Regions from separate parts of the Homo sapiens genome. Here region 1 is linked to region 2. Evidence: chromatin loops called from intact Hi-C (ENCODE). Cell type or tissue: B cell. All regions are shown on one strand. Links, peaks and the distances in the headings refer to the core of each region. The heading gives the core; the rest is flanking DNA. Region 1 overlaps SLC1A2 (solute carrier family 1 member 2). Region 2 overlaps SLC1A2 (solute carrier family 1 member 2).

The links. Hi-C counts contacts between places; a loop is a spot of excess contacts. Peaks named below come from ENCODE experiments on the same cell type or tissue, not always from the same donor. Only the 100,000 strongest peaks of a DNase experiment are listed, where the experiment ranks them.
Region 1: it touches region 2 in a loop (6-fold over the local background); 4 of 110 quality-filtered maps call a loop at or near these places.

The regions. Positions count from the first base shown.
Region 1 is chr11:35,252,783-35,262,108 of GRCh38, reverse strand. SLC1A2 (solute carrier family 1 member 2) reads left to right here. Exons shown (of 11, transcript NM_004171.4): 11 at 1,144-9,326. The coding sequence ends at 1,215. Among named protein-coding and RNA genes, the nearest start is that of SLC1A2-AS1, 24 kb to the left of the region's middle. In B cell, for the core only: no CTCF peak of the experiment used is centred there; a DNase peak (open chromatin) is centred at 4,638; H3K4me3 peaks cover 1,274 bases; H3K27ac peaks cover 684 bases.
Region 2 is chr11:35,308,612-35,316,611 of GRCh38, reverse strand. SLC1A2 (solute carrier family 1 member 2) reads left to right here. Exons shown (of 11, transcript NM_004171.4): 3 at 1,437-1,589; 4 at 4,164-4,414. Among named protein-coding and RNA genes, the nearest start is that of SLC1A2-AS1, 31 kb to the right of the region's middle. In B cell, for the core only: no CTCF peak of the experiment used is centred there; a DNase peak (open chromatin) is centred at 3,051; H3K4me3 peaks cover 1,645 bases; H3K27ac peaks cover 2,243 bases.

The DNA of each region.
Region 1 (9,326 bases), core at 1-8,000, 55 kb after region 2:
ACTTTAACCATTTCAAGCATTGTTATGTCTTGTTGGTCTGTGTATTCAAACTCTTGCCTGGTAATAGTAGTTTGAAGTTACACAATAGTTTTCAAGTTTAATCAGAATAACTGCATGTGGAGCAGTCATTGCTAATTGCATGGTCTGTTTTTCTGAAAAAAATTGGGGGGCTAATGGGGATTGGATAAATGGTTTTTATTTTCCTTTGCTTGATTCGTTGAAGGGCACTTGGTTTTCTGTTCCTAGCATGTTGTATGTGGTCATGATGCATGCATTTCACTTCCACTTGGGTAAGAAGAAAGTCAGATTTCTTTCAAACATTACTGCGTTTGTCACGTCTCCATATTCTAATGCTTTCATAAATCCAGTCTCTCCATTATGTGGAATATCAGTCGTGGGTTTAAGTTTGCACATGACGTTGAGGACAGACAGACAGAAGGTAAGCTAGGAAAACTACTTAGAAGTGGAGGGGAAAACCTCCTATTCTGCAAAAAGGTTCAGTTCACTTTGAGCCAGGGAAGCATAATATAGATGGTCTGGTAATTTTATCTGATTATTAAATGTCTGCATTGAAGTAATTTAGATAAACATTGTCACCAATCTCAGACTTTTAATTCTCCCTACTTTTCTTTTTAATCTTTAAAGCTGGGATAGCTTATTTGGCACAGCTGAAATGTCATGATTTCTGATTTAAAAATTAGACACGTATGCCATCTACCTGGTGTCATTGCAACTGAACCTTTCACATGCATGAGTAGAACTAGATACCTAGTTCTGGATTTCTTCCTCTGTGGTTGTATGGAGTAGCACATGGGCACTGTATTTTAAGGACTGTGTTATTGTGTGATGGATCTCTGGGTAGTTAGACACCCCACAACACTAAAAACATAGTAGAAGTTATTCCCCAAATTACAAAGCAGCTTTAATACCTTGATACTCCCAAGGCAAATATGGATTTTTAAAATTCTCAGATCACTGTTGAAACCCAAGACAGGTTCAAATTCAATTTGGAAAGAACTCCATTTAAAACTAATATTTCAGTCATGTAGTATAATCTTGGATTTGGTGCTTCTCCACATAACCCACAGGGCTTTTTTCTGGTTCGTGGTCTGTAAGCTGGATGTTGATGATAATTATTTTCAGGTAACTCTGGCAGCCAATGGAAAGTCAGCCGACTGCAGTGTTGAGGAAGAACCTTGGAAACGTGAGAAATAAGGATATGAGTCTCAGCAAATTCTTGAATAAACTCCCCAGCGTATCCTATGGTAACTGATGATATAAACAAGCTTTCTTTAAAAAGGAAAAAAATGCGTATATTTCTATGTTTACTTAATCTGTTAGCCGAGGCTTAGAGGAGCTCTTGTGAGTCAGTGATGACAGGCACGGTGCTGTGTCTTTGCCAAATAATGCTTTATAACCGTCTAATTTTCTCACTTGTATTATTATTTGAATGGATGCTGCTGGAGGAATCAGTTGGAATTGAAGACACGTTCTTGCCAGCTTCCCTTTTCTCCCAAGATGCAGAAATGTGGATGCTCTTTTCCCAGGGGACATGAGTAAAGCAGTGTGGTACACTCCAGGGACTTGGGAAAATGAGCAAACACACAGCGTGTTATTCCTTAAAGTGTTCTCCATGTCTCGCCTTGTTATGCACAAGAGATTCTATTAAAAGCCTCTAGAAGTAACTCCCCTTAAAATGTCTAGTAAAGCTTGCACATGGATTGATTAAAAGCAAATACCTGTCTTAGGGAATTCTGACAATTTATCTTCCATATGCTCTTTAAGTAAAATGTTTCAAAGACAGTTTTAAAGGGAGCCATGCTCTTAAAGGCAGTTGATTAAAGAACCTGTTACATCTCTGCCTTACCCTGTGTAATCTGTGAGAACAATGGTTGAAATTTCAAAGTATGTTTCATTATTCTTTCTAAATTTGATAATTGATTAGGAAGTATTTTATATATAACCACTGTAGATATTGACAAAAGTAAGAGAGCACAGTCAACATAAAGTTTAACCAGAGTTAAATATTCAAATTTATTTATGTTCGGTTTGCCTTCACCTGGTGTAGTAAAATCAAATGAGATTATTTGGTATGTGTTTTGCTTTGTTTAACCCAAAAGATTATTTTTTGGTTCCTAAAGAAAAAGATATTTTTAATCTGTCAATTATTTCAGTCATCATCTCATCGTCCTAGAAAGCCTGGTCATTTTACTGTCCTCACACATGGAAGACACTTGTGTTGGCTGTGCCTCTTTTAATGTCATCTCTTGATGAAACAAAAATACTGGTATTTATCCAATATGTTGAAAGCGTTTTGTTATCTTCTATCAAAGCACATAAAACCAGTTATAGGACACAGTTGGAAGCAGAGCCAGTCTTCCTCCTCAGTCTTCTCAGTAGAAAGGAACAGAAAACAAACATCTGTGCAAAACCCTATAAAAGTGATATTCCTATGGCAGAGTCCAGGCAGCCTTGAACAATGACATGGCAACAAAGGATGGCTCTGTACAACTTCACAGATGGAATCTTGTTTAAGGCTGTGAAGTTTTAAGGAATAAATAATATAATTGGTGTAGCACAGTGCCTTGCATGCAGTAGGCAGCCAACAAATCCTTAATGATTGGTAATGCAAGCTAAAATTTTTAATGTCTCTACTATCCTTTTTTATTGAATAACGCACAGTATTTTCCTAAGGTTGCTGGGTTTGGGAGTAAGCTTGGGACTTGAATCATTGAGAAATAAAGCACATTTGACTCTAAGAAGTATGTAGAACCTTGTTTATAGGTGAGAATAGGCTGTATTATATGAAACCAGCGGAGGGATGCTGAGACAGTCATGGTTTATAGAATCCAAATTCTCTGAGATGAGGGTGCTTATGGACCTCAAATAGCCTTTCTTATCTGCTCCTTGTGACTTCTCTCTTTTAAATCAGATACCTTTGAAACATACAAGAGACATGAGATTCCAGTTGTTTTTGTCTCCTAAACCCTAGTGATTTTTGGATAAGGATCACTACTGAACAGTATTAGGCAACTTTTCATTTTTGCTTTTCAAATGACATTGGTCTTTATTTCCAGTAGATGGGCAGTAAACAGGGTCAGGGTGGTCAAGGGATATGATTAAGTGTAGTAGTAGAAAATGCATTCTTTTTTTTTTTTTTTTTTTAGACAGAGTCTTGCTCTGTTGCTCAGGCTGGAGTACAGTGGCACGATCTCAGCTCACTGCACTGCAATGTCCACCTCTCTAGTTCAAGCGATTCTCCTGTCTCAGCCTCCCGAGTAGCTGGGACTACAGGCACATGCCACCATGCCTGGCTAATTTTTTGTATTTTTAGTACAGATGGGTTTCATTATGTTAGCCAGGATGGTCTCGATCTCCTGACCTCATGATCCACCCGCCATGGCCTCCCAAAGTGCTGGGATTACAGGCGTGAGCCACCGTGCCCGGCCAGAAAATACATTCTTTACAGCAAATGTTATAGGTTAAGGAGACAGTTCCTGGGTTTAGCTGTGAAACTGTTTAGGATTTTCTTTAAGTGGTGTTCCCAAGAGCTTTTTTCTGGTAAGTTGGAGGCTATAGGCAAAGCGTCTAGGAGCTTGTTGTTTTTTGCTATGGAAGGCCAGCTTTGGGATCTATATACATGGGCATGTTTCTCAATGGAGTGGTCACAGGATTCTCTTCTCAGAACTCTGCCTGAAACCTTTCCGGTGTGTTTTGTCTTCAACTTTTTCCTAGCTATCCTATTAGCCTGTAAATATGTCAGCAGACAATGTGTTTGGAAGAAACAAGGTGTACAACTTCACAAAGCAAGTTTTTTCTGGTCTGAGACTTACTGTGTGCAGGAAGTCTCGTGAGAATATACTTAGAAAATCACACTTATCTGGAAATTCAATAAGTCATATTAAAAATATACAATTTCTTGAACTCAGGACTAGCCTGAAAATCCAAAATGCATGTAGAGTTGACATGTTGACATATGTCTATGTCCTCTGTTTTTATTTAAGCCTCATTTATTTCTCCCTTGCCATGCCCATTTGGGATTTTCTTTGCCCAGCATATGTGCCATAAACAGAACAAATGGATCCAGGGTATACCTCTAATAACCTTTATCTAAATAGAATACATTTAACCTGTCAATTATATGTATAGATTTATCCTAATTGGTTCAACATATATATGAATGCTTGTAATAGTCTGTTACTATTTGATAATGCATAAATGTTATATTTATATACAGTTACAGCAGGCCAGAAACATACATACACTGCATCCTGTAAGGTCTGTAAATCAGGGCTTCGGCAATGCCATTTTGCTATAGACTCATTCATGTTTTTTAGGAATCAGAATCATTTCAGGAGAAAACCAACTAAGTAGACTTTAATTCTTCTCTTTCTCATTCTTGCCCTTTGAGAAACCCAAGTGGAATCATCACTTAATTACTTACTCAAATTCAATGAATCAAATCCAATCCAATCAGTGAGAAGAATAGCTTATCTTTCAAGGTAATACTTTACCTTAGATCTTTGAGGGCATGCTTCCCATACAAAGAGCATCAGAAAATCAGGGCAATCATCTAGATCTCACAGATCTTCAACATAGGACTCTAGGTTATGAGAGCTGAACCACATAGCTATCAGTTTCAGTTTTTACTTCCTATTGAGTGTGTAGAAACACAGCCTATGGTTTTGCTGTCTGCGGAAGTTACCATACCCTGTAAAAGACAAATATTTCTTTCTCCTCTCGAACCACTAGTCAGCCTGGATATTCATGAAAGCTGAAAGAAGGGGTGCCAAAATGCCTAGCTCCTGGATTTAGACTCATGGAATATGAGAAAGGCTTAGGGAAAATTCAAGTCATGGGGAGATTCCTGCTAGGTGATGCCAGGAATCTCAATGACCTGTTGATTAGAGGGTCTCTGGTCATTTCCACTTGTGTGTGGAGAAATACATCATTTGCATATGTATCTAGTCAAGAAGCCCTTTTGGAGCAAAGTGGTTGGGAAACTCATTTACTGGGTCCACCAAAGGAAACCCAATTCTGCCATGTTTTTGCAAATACTACACGTCCCTTTGCTCTCAATAGCAAAAGTGATGTTATAGTTTTTTTTACTTTTGTCAGAATCAAGGCTTCGGCCACCTGTGCAATATTTTCCCATGGAATGCAGCAGTAAATCCAAGTAGGTATATCCGTGCTCAGAGAGAATTCTCCATAGTTCTGACTCCTGAAAAACAAGTCTCATTAGCTCTCATCTAGTTTGATGACTAAAAGTGCACAGCAGTTATACCCCAGTGGAAGTGATTTTTCTCACCTAGCTGCTCTCTAACTCTTACGGCTATCTAGTTGTCTGAGCTGCTGGTTTGTTTTACTTATTCTCCAACTGAACTCATTCCAAACCAAGAAAAAGGACCAAATGAAATTTTCAGTTATTATCATACTTGCTCCTTGAATAAGAATGCTAGAGTCTGGAGGCAGAAGAAGACTAAGTTAAAAAAAAAACAGCCTGAAGGAATTCTGGAGTGAGTTTTGTAAGTCTAATTGTCAAAGAAGATAAATGGTCTCAGTATCTGTAGTAATTTCTGGTTAAGCCTAGAGGGATCACTGAGTGCCAATCCAAGCAGGTGGCACTAGAGGCAGATTGTTCTCCTAGCATAGAGTGAGTTTCCAGCTGCTCATGACACATTTTCTTATGATTTTCCCTAAAAGAAAACCAAATTTTCTACTCCACCTCTTCCTTTCCTATCATTCCACTTATTGTTGCTGCTTTGCTAACAGCCAGCTTAGTAAGCCATCACACAAGTTAGTGTGAGGCTTGGTTTTAAAATAGATAACAGAGAATCTTGATTAAATAGTATCCAACTTTGTAGCATAACACAGCTAATTCAGGCAATGACATAGAGATGATAAGAAACAACATGGTTTGGTAGAGGGAACATTTGATTTAGACTCTGCCCATTTTTAGCTGTATGACTTACATAAGTCATTTTGTGTCCAAGCCTCATTTTCTCCCATATGAAAAGTGAAGGGGTTGGATTAAATGACTAAAATCCCCTTCCAGCCCTATGAGCCCAATGTATTATGATCTCTGCTTTGTTTCCTTCTTAAGAGGCTTCCTACTATAAAATGTGACCTATTTACATTTTAAGTTGAAGTAGCCCACAATAATGAATAATCAATTTAGATTTTTCTCATCTCCTTTGGGAGAAATTAAATTCAAGCCTCTATTCATTTGATGTTTTACAACAAGCTTCAAAGTTGGCCATGTTCATTCACAGTTTGATATTTTGAGACACCAATAAAAGTTTTTTAATAAAAGTTCCCTTGACTTAAACTCACCTTCCTAATAGAAGTAGTGATTTGGCTCACGGAAAAATGTTTCCAGAGTCAACATGAGAGGACTGGATGAACCTACAGCCTCACTCAAGCTGTTGCATCATTGCTGCTGTAGCAACAGAGCCCTCTCTGAATACCCAAAACACACAATTTTCTCCAACAATTCTAATTGCCCACCCAGTATGGGAATTTGAGAGCCTTTGGTGAATAACCTTGATCACTCTTTTGAAATTTGGTACAACACTTGCACAATCACGGCAACTGTTTGTAAATATCTTTTCTTCTCCGCCAGTATGTAGACATGCACACCCATTCACAAGTAAGCCCGCAAATTCATTTTCACATTTTCCTCTTGGTTTGTTTTTATCATGGGTATCACATTGCAGGAAGAGATGCTCTAACTTACAAGAATGGAATTTTCTGACTATCATTGCCCTCTTCAAGGCCTGATTAGTTTGTAGGGTGGATGGGATACAATGCATGGTCTACAAGGTCCATGTCACCAGCCATGATCTTTAAACAACCTCTTGCACTTTCTGGCACTGCTGCAATGGCCCATGGTGGACACCTCTGCTGTTTGTCCAAACTTCTGCTAAATAGAGTAGTGTTGGTATTTGTTGTGTTGTGAACTCCTTTGTTGTCAGAGAAGACTTCAGCTCTTCAGGTTTGCAAGGGCAAGATGTAAAGCTAGGACTGAAAGGATTGGGTTTTGTTTTTCGGCCGGCTTTTTTCCATTAGTGCAAAAAACCTGATGCAAGGGCAGCAAGATAAACACAATTTCTTCATTGACCCAGATAAGAACCTGTAGAAAAGTGAGAGATGCCCCTAAGTTCCTATTTCATTTATCCTAAATAATATCCTGAATAACTACTGATCAGTTTTTTTCTATGTCCAGCCTTGCTTCACTTTCCAACCTCCAGGCCAAATATTCATTTTGATATTTTACAAAATCCTTCTGGTTTTTACACAGGGCCCTTTTGTGCTGAGAATAAAACCAGCTATTGGAACAGACCTCACTGCTTTGTAGAGTCAGAAGTTGACCTAGAGAATGGGTAGCAACAGGTCCTCAGTTTCTCTGGAGACACCCCCAATCCTTGGGTGAGTGTTGAAACCTGACAACTGACTGTTAGCCTTGTCATCATCCTCACTGGAGATGGAGATGTTGCAGTCGGAGCCTCACTCCTTCTGGGGCACTGTTTCTTCTCATGGCAACCATTTTGCCTGCCTGGAAACAGCCTGTTGCCTTTGCTAGGGGGCAAATACACACACTAGCCAAGGAAGTTGGTCCAGCACATCTCTGAGGTTTCTCCCCCATGGACCCATGGAGCGAATTCCCTGAGATAAATGATCAGAAAGTTGGCTGTCTGGTGGTTTAATACTCCATAAGAGTTACTTCCCTTATAGAAAGTCATCCTTTGGCATCTAGATTTTTCTACAAATCACCTTAACTCCCTCCCTTTCTCTTTCTCCTGGAAAACCTCAGCATTGCATCTCCATGTTGCACAACACAGATCAGATTATCTGGTCACTATAGAGATTTGTATATAAAAAAACTACTTTTTTGAGGATTTTGTATATTGTTTTTCTATTTGTTTTCTACAGCTTGAGGAAAGAGCTGGCAAACTGTGAATCTAACTTGATCTTGTTGCCAGCAGATATATTTTGGCTTCCTGGTAAGAGTCTGTGTTACCAGGGACAATATATTGCCCTCTGATCAGTATTGCACCCTAAATCCACAAATTCCTCCAGCCCAGTCTTACATTTTTTTAAACAAATCCCCTAGCTTGTTTGCTATTATTTATAAAGAGCATTAGAAAATGTATTTATAGACCTGGATGTTATATGTTTAATATTAATTTAGCCTTTAATAATGTTATAGGTTTGTAACTATTCTTCAGAAATTATAAAGAACTCAGTGTAGACTGAATTAATCTATTTAGTATCTGTAATTTTGCAGACATATTTTCTTACAGTATTTTCTATGTAACCACACATGTAGAATTATAACTAATTAGAGCACAAGAAGTTTCTTCAGCAATTTAGAGCTACCAATTGTTTCTTGACTATATAGTCACATTTGACAAATTTAAGAACCCAGTCTTTAGTGATGCAATAAACAAAATGAACCATTAAGAACAAGGAATTGCTTAAATCCCTTAGCTGGTGAGGATATACATCTAAATAATTCATCTTTCTAACTCAAGGAATGGTGCTGATTTTTTAAATGTTTGACACCAGGCCTTGTTTTTCCAGCTGAGCATTCTCATTTTGCTTTTCTCTAAGACTATCAAAGACAAGGTATTAATAGTAGGATTATTCCTAGATCAGAATGTTTCATACATTCCTAAAGGTTTATGTGGAAATTGGCTTAGGAAAACTTTGAGTAGCAGAGACTGAGGATGAGTGCTAGAGATGAAATCAGGACAGATTTGTTGCAGTTAATTCTTGCCAAGCAAATTAGTGGTAAATGTCACATTGTTATGTGAATTGAGCACATATTTTTAAAGAAAGTTTACAAAAAATTTTTAGAACCAACTATGAGGCAATACTGTATCACTGGGGGCTGGGAGTGGGGGCTTAGAATCATACTGAAATTGTTTAAAAGCAGCCCAGGTAGTTTCTGTCCTCAGGTGAATAACAGACTATATAACTTCCCCGAAAGGTAAAACGATAGCCACTGCAGAGACGAGGTGTCTTCCTTCCACCAAATACTTTCTGAGATGGTGGTAGGAGTAGTATTTTTACCGTGGTTTAAAAAGTAGTCAGTTACATAGAAAGTGTATTGGTATGTATTTGAACCTGCTCTTCATTAAACAAACAGATTAGATGTACCCTCGACTGGCAATAATTGTATCTATTTTCAAGTACAGCTAGCTGTCAAAGCATGAAGCTCTTGTGTATACACACTGACACTTGGTTCACGCATGAAGAACAGTGCCTATGCACTTTGTGTAGCTATAATGTAGGTATCTAGGTGTAATTTCAGTGAAATGGTG
Region 2 (8,000 bases), core at 1-8,000:
CCCACCTGCACACACCTACCTGAACCCCTCCATTCCATGGCCTTTCCTTTGAGACAGATGCCTTGGTTGCCAGTGGCCCAGGATCAGGACTGGGAGCTCGCCACAGCTAAGTTCACTTAATAAGAAACCACAGGCATGGTTAGGTTTTCCAAAGGTTACCCGCCATGTAACCACATCTAATTCATCACAGGACTTGAAGAAGTTGGAGAGTGGGATTTTTACCTGCAGAAGAAAAAAAATCAGGCTTTCAGCCACATTACTCCTTCCTCATCTGTGGAATTAACACTGTAGCCTGCATTCCTGGAACTCCATCCCTCCCTTATGGCCAGTGGTACTATGACCCAACTTGTGGTTTCTGAAAGGGTCATTCATGTTGGCCACCCATTTGCAGAGATATAAAATTTTTCTTCTGGGAACTTTGAGTCTGTAAAGTGAAAGATCCCTGCCAGCATCTCTGCCTAAATTGTTTCCTCCAAAATTATATATCTTAGAGTCCATTCTTGAGCTCCCATAAGATCAGCAATCTAAAAGCTATGTAAAAGGACATAGAAGTCAAGGACAAGCCTTGAGAGTGAGCCATGAGGAAATTATTGGAAGCCAAAGAAAATAGATGGGAAGAAAAAAATAGAATTCACACTAGCTTGGTCAATTAAATGTTCATTTTATCTTGCCTCCAGTTACAATGAGAAGACACACATTAAATGCCATGCCATGTGGCCAAGCTTGAGCTGGGCAAGGAGGCAATATCTGTCCTTGTGGGTTCTTTCTTTCTTTTTTCTTTTTCTTTCTTTCTTTCTTTCTTTTTTTTTTTTTTTTGAGATGGAGTCTCACTCCTGTTGCTCACACTGGAGTGCAATGGCACCATCTCAGCTCACTGCAACCTCTGCCTCCTGGGTTCAAGCAATTCTCCTGCCTCAGTCTCCCAAGTAGCTGGGATTACAGGTTTCCGCCACCACACCCAGCTAAATTTTTGTATTTTTAGTAGAGATGGTGTTTCACTATTTTGGCCAGGCTGGTCTCGAACTCCTGACCTCAGGTGACCCACTCGCCTCGGCCTCCCAAAGTGCTGGGATTATAGGCACAAGCCACTGTGCCCAGCCCCTTATAGTTTATTTCTATAAACAATTTCTGGCTCCAAGTAGACAAATAGCCTCAAATAAGTTGGAGTCAAGTTGCCAGTGTGCACTTTCATAAAGCCTTGAGTTCTCCTTGACTCTTTGGGTGCTGACTTTTTAAGAATAGTTGGAGGTATAGAAAGTTCTCTTGCTAGTCATCAAAATCAGCTTCACTTATCTAATGTTGTTTTTGTTACACATTGTTCATCATTTAATACTGCAGAAGCATGAGAAAGGTCAATGTTGCTGAAATAAGTGTCTAGAGTAAGTCATTTGACGAAGGCAAAAAATAAATTCATATTGTTTTCCCCTTCCTTTTAGGTGTCATCCTGGGAGCAGTGTGTGGAGGGCTTCTTCGCTTGGCATCTCCCATCCACCCTGATGTGGTTATGTTAATAGCCTTCCCAGGGGATATACTCATGAGGATGCTAAAAATGCTCATTCTCCCTCTAATCATCTCCAGCTTAATCACAGGTAAGACTACCTCACTAGTGCCTGGCTAACATGGGTCATACTCCTGCCCTGGCTTTTAATTAACTGTAGAATCTCAATTTGGTTGAGTGAATGTGATCGTCTATGTCATTTCATTTCAGAGCTTTGGTTTTCCCGTCTCTGAAATGAGGATAATCAACCCTAAAGAAATAAAAGCTTGCCATCGATTAGTCAGTCTATTTGTCTTTCTCTCCAGCAAAAAAAAGAAAAAAAAAAAAAGAAAAGAAAAGGAAACACAGCCACATGTTACAAGTGATGATACCTCTAGTGGTTTTAAATTTTTTTTTTTTTTGAGATGGAGTCTCCCTCTGTTGCCCATGCTGGAGTGCGGTGGTGCAATCTCAGCTCACTGCAACCTGTGCCTCGTGGGTTCAAGCGATTCTCCTGCCTCAGCCTCCTGAGTAGCTGGGACTACAGGCATGTGCCATCATGCCTGGCTAATTTTTGTATTTTTAGTAGAGACAGGGTTTCACCATATTGGCCAAGCTGGTCTCGAACTCCTGACCTCATGATCCACCCGCCTCAGCCTCCCAAAGTGCTGGGTTTACAGGCATGAGCCACTGCACCTGGCCTTAATTTTTAATGTCTACTTTTCTCCCCTTTCTAAATTATATTTTGTTCAGATACTGATAAAGGTAATAGATGGAAAAGGAAATTATCTACTATTTTAATTGGGAATTGAGGGAGATTGGCATTAAAAATAAATGAAATGCTAGGTATGAAAGCCCTCTGAGTTTTTCAGAACAAAGTTACTCCTAATATGTGGCATCATGTTCACTTATTTTTCACTACCACCAAGTTGGCCAATGTATGATTTGTTAACAGGTGTATATCCTGAGTCCCAGCATCAATTATCTTTGACTAAAATAATTAATTACTTTATTTGAAAGAATTTGTTCTTCCTCTGTGGGCTTATACTGGTATTTTCCTCCTTACCAAATAATATTGCTCAAACAGGGTATAAATTGATGCCCTTTGGAGACTAAACTCTGAGTTAAGGGCAGGAAGCTGAGCTTTGGTCCATATTTGGGTACCAGCCAGCTAAGTGATCTGGAGAAGTTGTTCCCCTGGACTGGCCACCTCATGAAAGAAGTGAGTGAGGCTCTGGTAACTCCAGGAGATTCAGGGGCTGAGCTGGGTTGAGGCTTCAGCTGGTTGACCAGTGACCCCAGTACCTGAAATGCTGGAACTCAGGATCAGGCACTTAGGGGCTAAGTGGGACCTTATCATTCAGCGCTAGATTGAGTGAAAGGGTGCATTTACCATCAGTGCTCCTCTATAAACCAGAGAAAATGTTCTCTGCACCTGTTAACAGGTCATACGTTGGCCAACTTGGTGGGGAAACCTAGCTCCCGTCGGCTAGAATTAGACTAGGTTGTAAAGAGAAGTAGGTCACACGTAGGTCAGCTTAATTTAGAGCAGCTCACATCACTAACTTCTTCCCCCATAGCAAAAAGGACTAACACCCAAAAAGGGGTTCAATCTCTCTTTCTGGTAAAAGCAGGAACTGAAACCAGGAAGTGAACACATTCAAGAAACAACTGGAAAAAAACCCAGTGGGGCTGGAGTTTTTGTGAATTTGCTTGGAATTTCCTCTAACCTCCCTAGGTATAGATGAAGTGCCCACCATTGGCAGGGTGCTTCACGGGGTGTTCCCTAATCCCTGCATGAGGCTGGGAATGTGGATCTTCATGCTTCACCTCAGAGAAATGAGAGGACTGGGCAAAATCGTTATTCTCAGACTCTCCATGTCAGTTACCAGTAATATATTCAAAAGACATTTTGAGTGTGGCACAGAACTACTAGCTTTTTAGTCTTCCAAGTGAGGACATTAAAACATAAATAAATAAACAAGTTAAAAACTAGCATGTACCAGCAGCATCGCTTCATAAAACAAAGGAGATGTTAAGACCAAAAAAAATAAAAAGTGGAAAGGAATAATCTCAGAATTAAAAATGGGATGTCTTCAACTTTATTTTAACTCATTATTGCAGACTGACAAAAAATTTGTTACAGACCATTTGTAAACTCTAAACAGGAGGATCTCCAACTCTCCCAGTTCTGTAAAATCTTGAAAATCTCCCTGGATAATAGAATGATAAACTATGGGATTGATCAAATATTCAATACAGTCGGCCCTGCATATCTGTGAGTCCCACATGTGCAGATTGAAAATATTTGAGAAAAAAAACTAATAAAAAATACAAAATAATGCAAGTTAAAAATATAGTATAACAGTTATGTACATAGCATTTACATTGTATTAGGTATTGTAAATAATTTAGAGGTGGTTTAAAGTAGACAGGAGGATGTGCATAGGTTATATACAAATACTACACCATTTTACAGAAGAAACTTGGGCACTCTCAGATTTTGGTATCTGTTGGGAGTCCCAGAACCAACCCTCTCATGGATATTGAGGGAAGACTACAGTAGGAGATTTAATCAACCATTAACACATTTGAGTAATATGAAGCTAACGTCATAGAAATGTAGACACAGGTCATTAGCACAAACGTAATAGAATTAATCCTTCTGCATTTCTTTTCAATCCAGGGTTGTCAGGCCTGGATGCTAAGGCTAGTGGCCGCTTGGGCACGAGAGCCATGGTGTATTACATGTCCACGACCATCATTGCTGCAGTACTGGGGGTCATTCTGGTCTTGGCTATCCATCCAGGCAATCCCAAGCTCAAGAAGCAGCTGGGGCCTGGGAAGAAGAATGATGAAGTGTCCAGCCTGGATGCCTTCCTGGACCTTATTCGAAATCTCTTCCCTGAAAACCTTGTCCAAGCCTGCTTTCAACAGGTAACCCAGAGTTCAGATGTTCTCTCTTCTCCAGTCCTCTAAGTTATCAAGGCGATAACTTAAGAGTATTTTAACAGACCAACTCTGGGTAGAAATTTTCTAAATATATAATTATCTCTGTCTAGGCCCAGGGATTCTATGAGGTGGTTTAGGGCAGGATCTTGGGATTGGAGTCTCCTGGTTTTAATTTTTTTAAACATCCCTTTTTTTCCAGCTCACTTAATATATTTTTGCTGTGGGATTGTCCTCCTTTCTCCCCCACCCCCCCCCCCCGCCTCTCTCTCTCTCTCTCTCTCTCTCCCTCCCTCTCTCTCTCTCTCTCTCTCCTTATATCTATCTCTTCCTTTCCTTTTTGTGCATGAGGCTGGGAAATGTGTCTTTGAGTTGTCCATGGGCATATTTTTATTAGCCTTGCCCACAACCTTCTAGAATACACAGTGGTTCTCAAACGTGGCAGTAAAGCTAAACCACCAATGGCACTTTTAAAAAAATACAAATACCCTACACAATCAGAATCTCCAAGAGATGAATCTGGAGCTTGGGTAGTTTTTTAAATTGTGGAAGTAATACATGCAGATTATGAAAATTTTAGAAAGTATAGAAGTACACAAAGTAAAAGTTAGAAGCTTCTGCTTCCCCTTCTCTAGAGCTACTTATGTTGAGAATGCTGTTTCCTCCCCTGTATTTTTCTTTTGCCACTTATGCAAGTGTGCATAATCTTTAAAAGAATTCAACCCTGGCTGGGCGTGGTGGCTCATGCCTATAATCCCAGCACTTCGAGAGGCCGAGGCAGGGGGATCATTTGAGGTTAGGAATTCAAAACCAGCCTGGCCAACATGGTGAAACCCCATCTCTACTAAAAATGCAAAAATTAGCCGGGTGTGGTGGCGCATGCCTGTAATCCCAGCTACTCGGGAGGCCGAGGCAAGAGAATTGCTTGAGCCCGGGAGGCAGAGATTGCAGTGAGCAGAGCCACTGCACTCCAGCCTGGGAGACGGAGTGACATACTGTCTCAAAAACAAAAAACAAAAAAACAAAAAAAAAGAATTTAACCCAATGGTACTCCATTGTTCATAAAACGTTACATCTGACTTTTTCACAGAACAATGTTTGAACAATGAAAAACATTGAACAATGTTTTAAAGTCATCTCTTCTTTTTTTCATGATTGCATAATATTTTTAAAGGATAAATTCCTAGAAGTAAAAATGTCCTTGTCAGGACAAGGAGTTTTGTATTTTGAGTTTGCTGGCTGTTGCAAAATGGCACTACAAAAGTATGTAGCAGTGGGTACAGATTCCTTAGCAATGTATACTCTTGCTTGCTGCATACATGCCTATACATTTTTTTAAACTTGAGATTTTTTTAAAACAGGTGATTCTGTTGAGTGGAACCACTGAGTTAGCTGAGTAGGCCCCATTCACTACCCTGTTTTCTAGCCCCAAGGCCAGCATAGGCTAGAACACATCCCGCACACCCCGGTTTCCATTAACCCAGGTAGAAACTAAGCTAAAACCAAGCAGTCTAAGCTAAAACTTCAGCCATTTCCAAGCACAGAAGAATGAGCTTAGGAAACAGTTTGCTTAGAAGAAAAGTATGTATTCCTAGCTGTCTCCAAAATGTAGTCCTTAACCATTGCTGAGCCCAGATTACTCTGGGTTGGGATATGTTCCCTGGTTTCAGATACTATTTTAGTGGAACATGTAGCATGGACCTATATTAAAGGAAACCATTCCACGCCAGGGAAGTTGGATGCAGAAATAAACAGAAATAAGCTGGAGAAGAAGGTGCTTAGTGGGCTCCATCTGTATAGCGTGTTTGCCCCTCAGCCAGCCTGCTCAGAAAGATGAACTGACTTGCTTTAGTGTGAGAGACACGATTGGGTGCTATCCATTCTTAACATTTTGGAAAGAGCATTCTGGGATCGCAGCTGCAGGAGGCTGAGCTGGTAGTAGATTGGGGGAGAGTGGAGCATAGGAGGGCCTGGGAAGGACAGATTTGGACACAGTTCTGTGCCTGGTCATGCCATGCTCTGTGAAAAAAGGAAGGCAGGACCAAGAAGCAGGCAGGCTCCTGGAGCTATTGCTCTGGTCTTGGAGTGAACTTTTGTGGAGCTGGCCACACTCACACTCGGTGAGCGCTGTGGTGGATGGGCAGTCTTTGCATGCAGCTGCCCATGGCAAAGGCTGCTCTCTGCCATTCTGGAATAGAGACCTGAGCCATTCCCTGCCCCACGCCAGCCCTGACCCCAACTTTCTATTGCCAAAATTCATATGAGGACTGAGCCTTGGTCCCTCAGTAGGCTCAGTATCAAGGTCCCTTTGGATTAGGACAACCTGAGGAAGAATGGTGTAGAATCCACCTCAGGGAGAGGATGGTTACAGATTCCTTAAGCCTGGAAGGAAGGCACTGAAGAGGACTTGAGGACAGGAAACTCTTTTAAAGGGACGTGGCATTTCCAGAGAGAAAGGGTGCGTGAGAGACATCTTCTGTGTCCATGAGTACAGCTAGAAGTCATTTAAAATAACCTGTCTTGAGTGGAGGAGGCTCCTTGACCAGAGTTAGAAACAGAAATGTAAAGAGGAAGATGAGCTCCCCGCAGAGTGGAGACTGCCTCCTCCCAGGCGACAGGGCCTGGTTTGCCCAAGTTAAGTCCCTGTGTCTTTGTGAGCAGAGAGGTCTCCAGCTTGCTTTCTGGGGCTTACTTTGAACCAAAGTGAGATTTCCAAGACAGTAACTGGCTGTAAGATATGACCTTACAACGTTAAATCCAGCCCAGTAATAGAGACCGCATGGGTTCTTTTCCTCCAGAAAATTCCGTGATCTGTGTATGTTCACTCGGCCAATACTTGTGAGCAGGACGGGCTGCCAGGCTCTCTGCTTTGTACAAGGATGCCACGGGGGGAGGAGACAGATGAGGACCCTGCCCCAAGGAGCTCACTTACATTAAAGGGGAGGGAGGTAGACCAAAACAAACATCAGGGAAACACAGAAGAGACTTAAACATTAAGACAGGTGTTCTCTGAGGGCTAGAGGCAGGATGATAGGCTGGTGGTAACTAGGGGAGATATTTCAGCTGAGAGGATAGGGGATCAGAATGAGTTAGGCCTACAAAGAGCTGGGGAAAGGAGCTTCTCAGTAGAGGCACAGATATGCAGAAGCTGAAAAGTACTTATAATGTTCAGAAAAGAAAAAGGAGGCTGTGTGAGGCCAGTGTGGAGGTATAGTGAGTGGAGGAAGGTAAACTCAGCTCAGGCATGACTTGGTGGGCCAGGGGAAGCTAAGGATATAGATAGGGTTATAGGTAGCCACACTTACCTATAGACTGTATGCAGACAAGAAGAAAGTTGAGTAGGTCAGTTTATGGTTTTGCAGGTTTTATGATGAGACATGATGGTGGCTTAGGGACAGGGAGACTGGAATTAGCACCTGCTATGCTTTGGATGTCTGTCCCTTCCAAAATTCATGCTGAAATTTAGTTGCCATTATAACAATATTGATAAGTGGACCCTTTGGGAGGTGATTAGGCCATGAGGTCTCTGCTTTCATGGATGGGATTAATGCTGCTATAAAAGAATGAGTTTGGC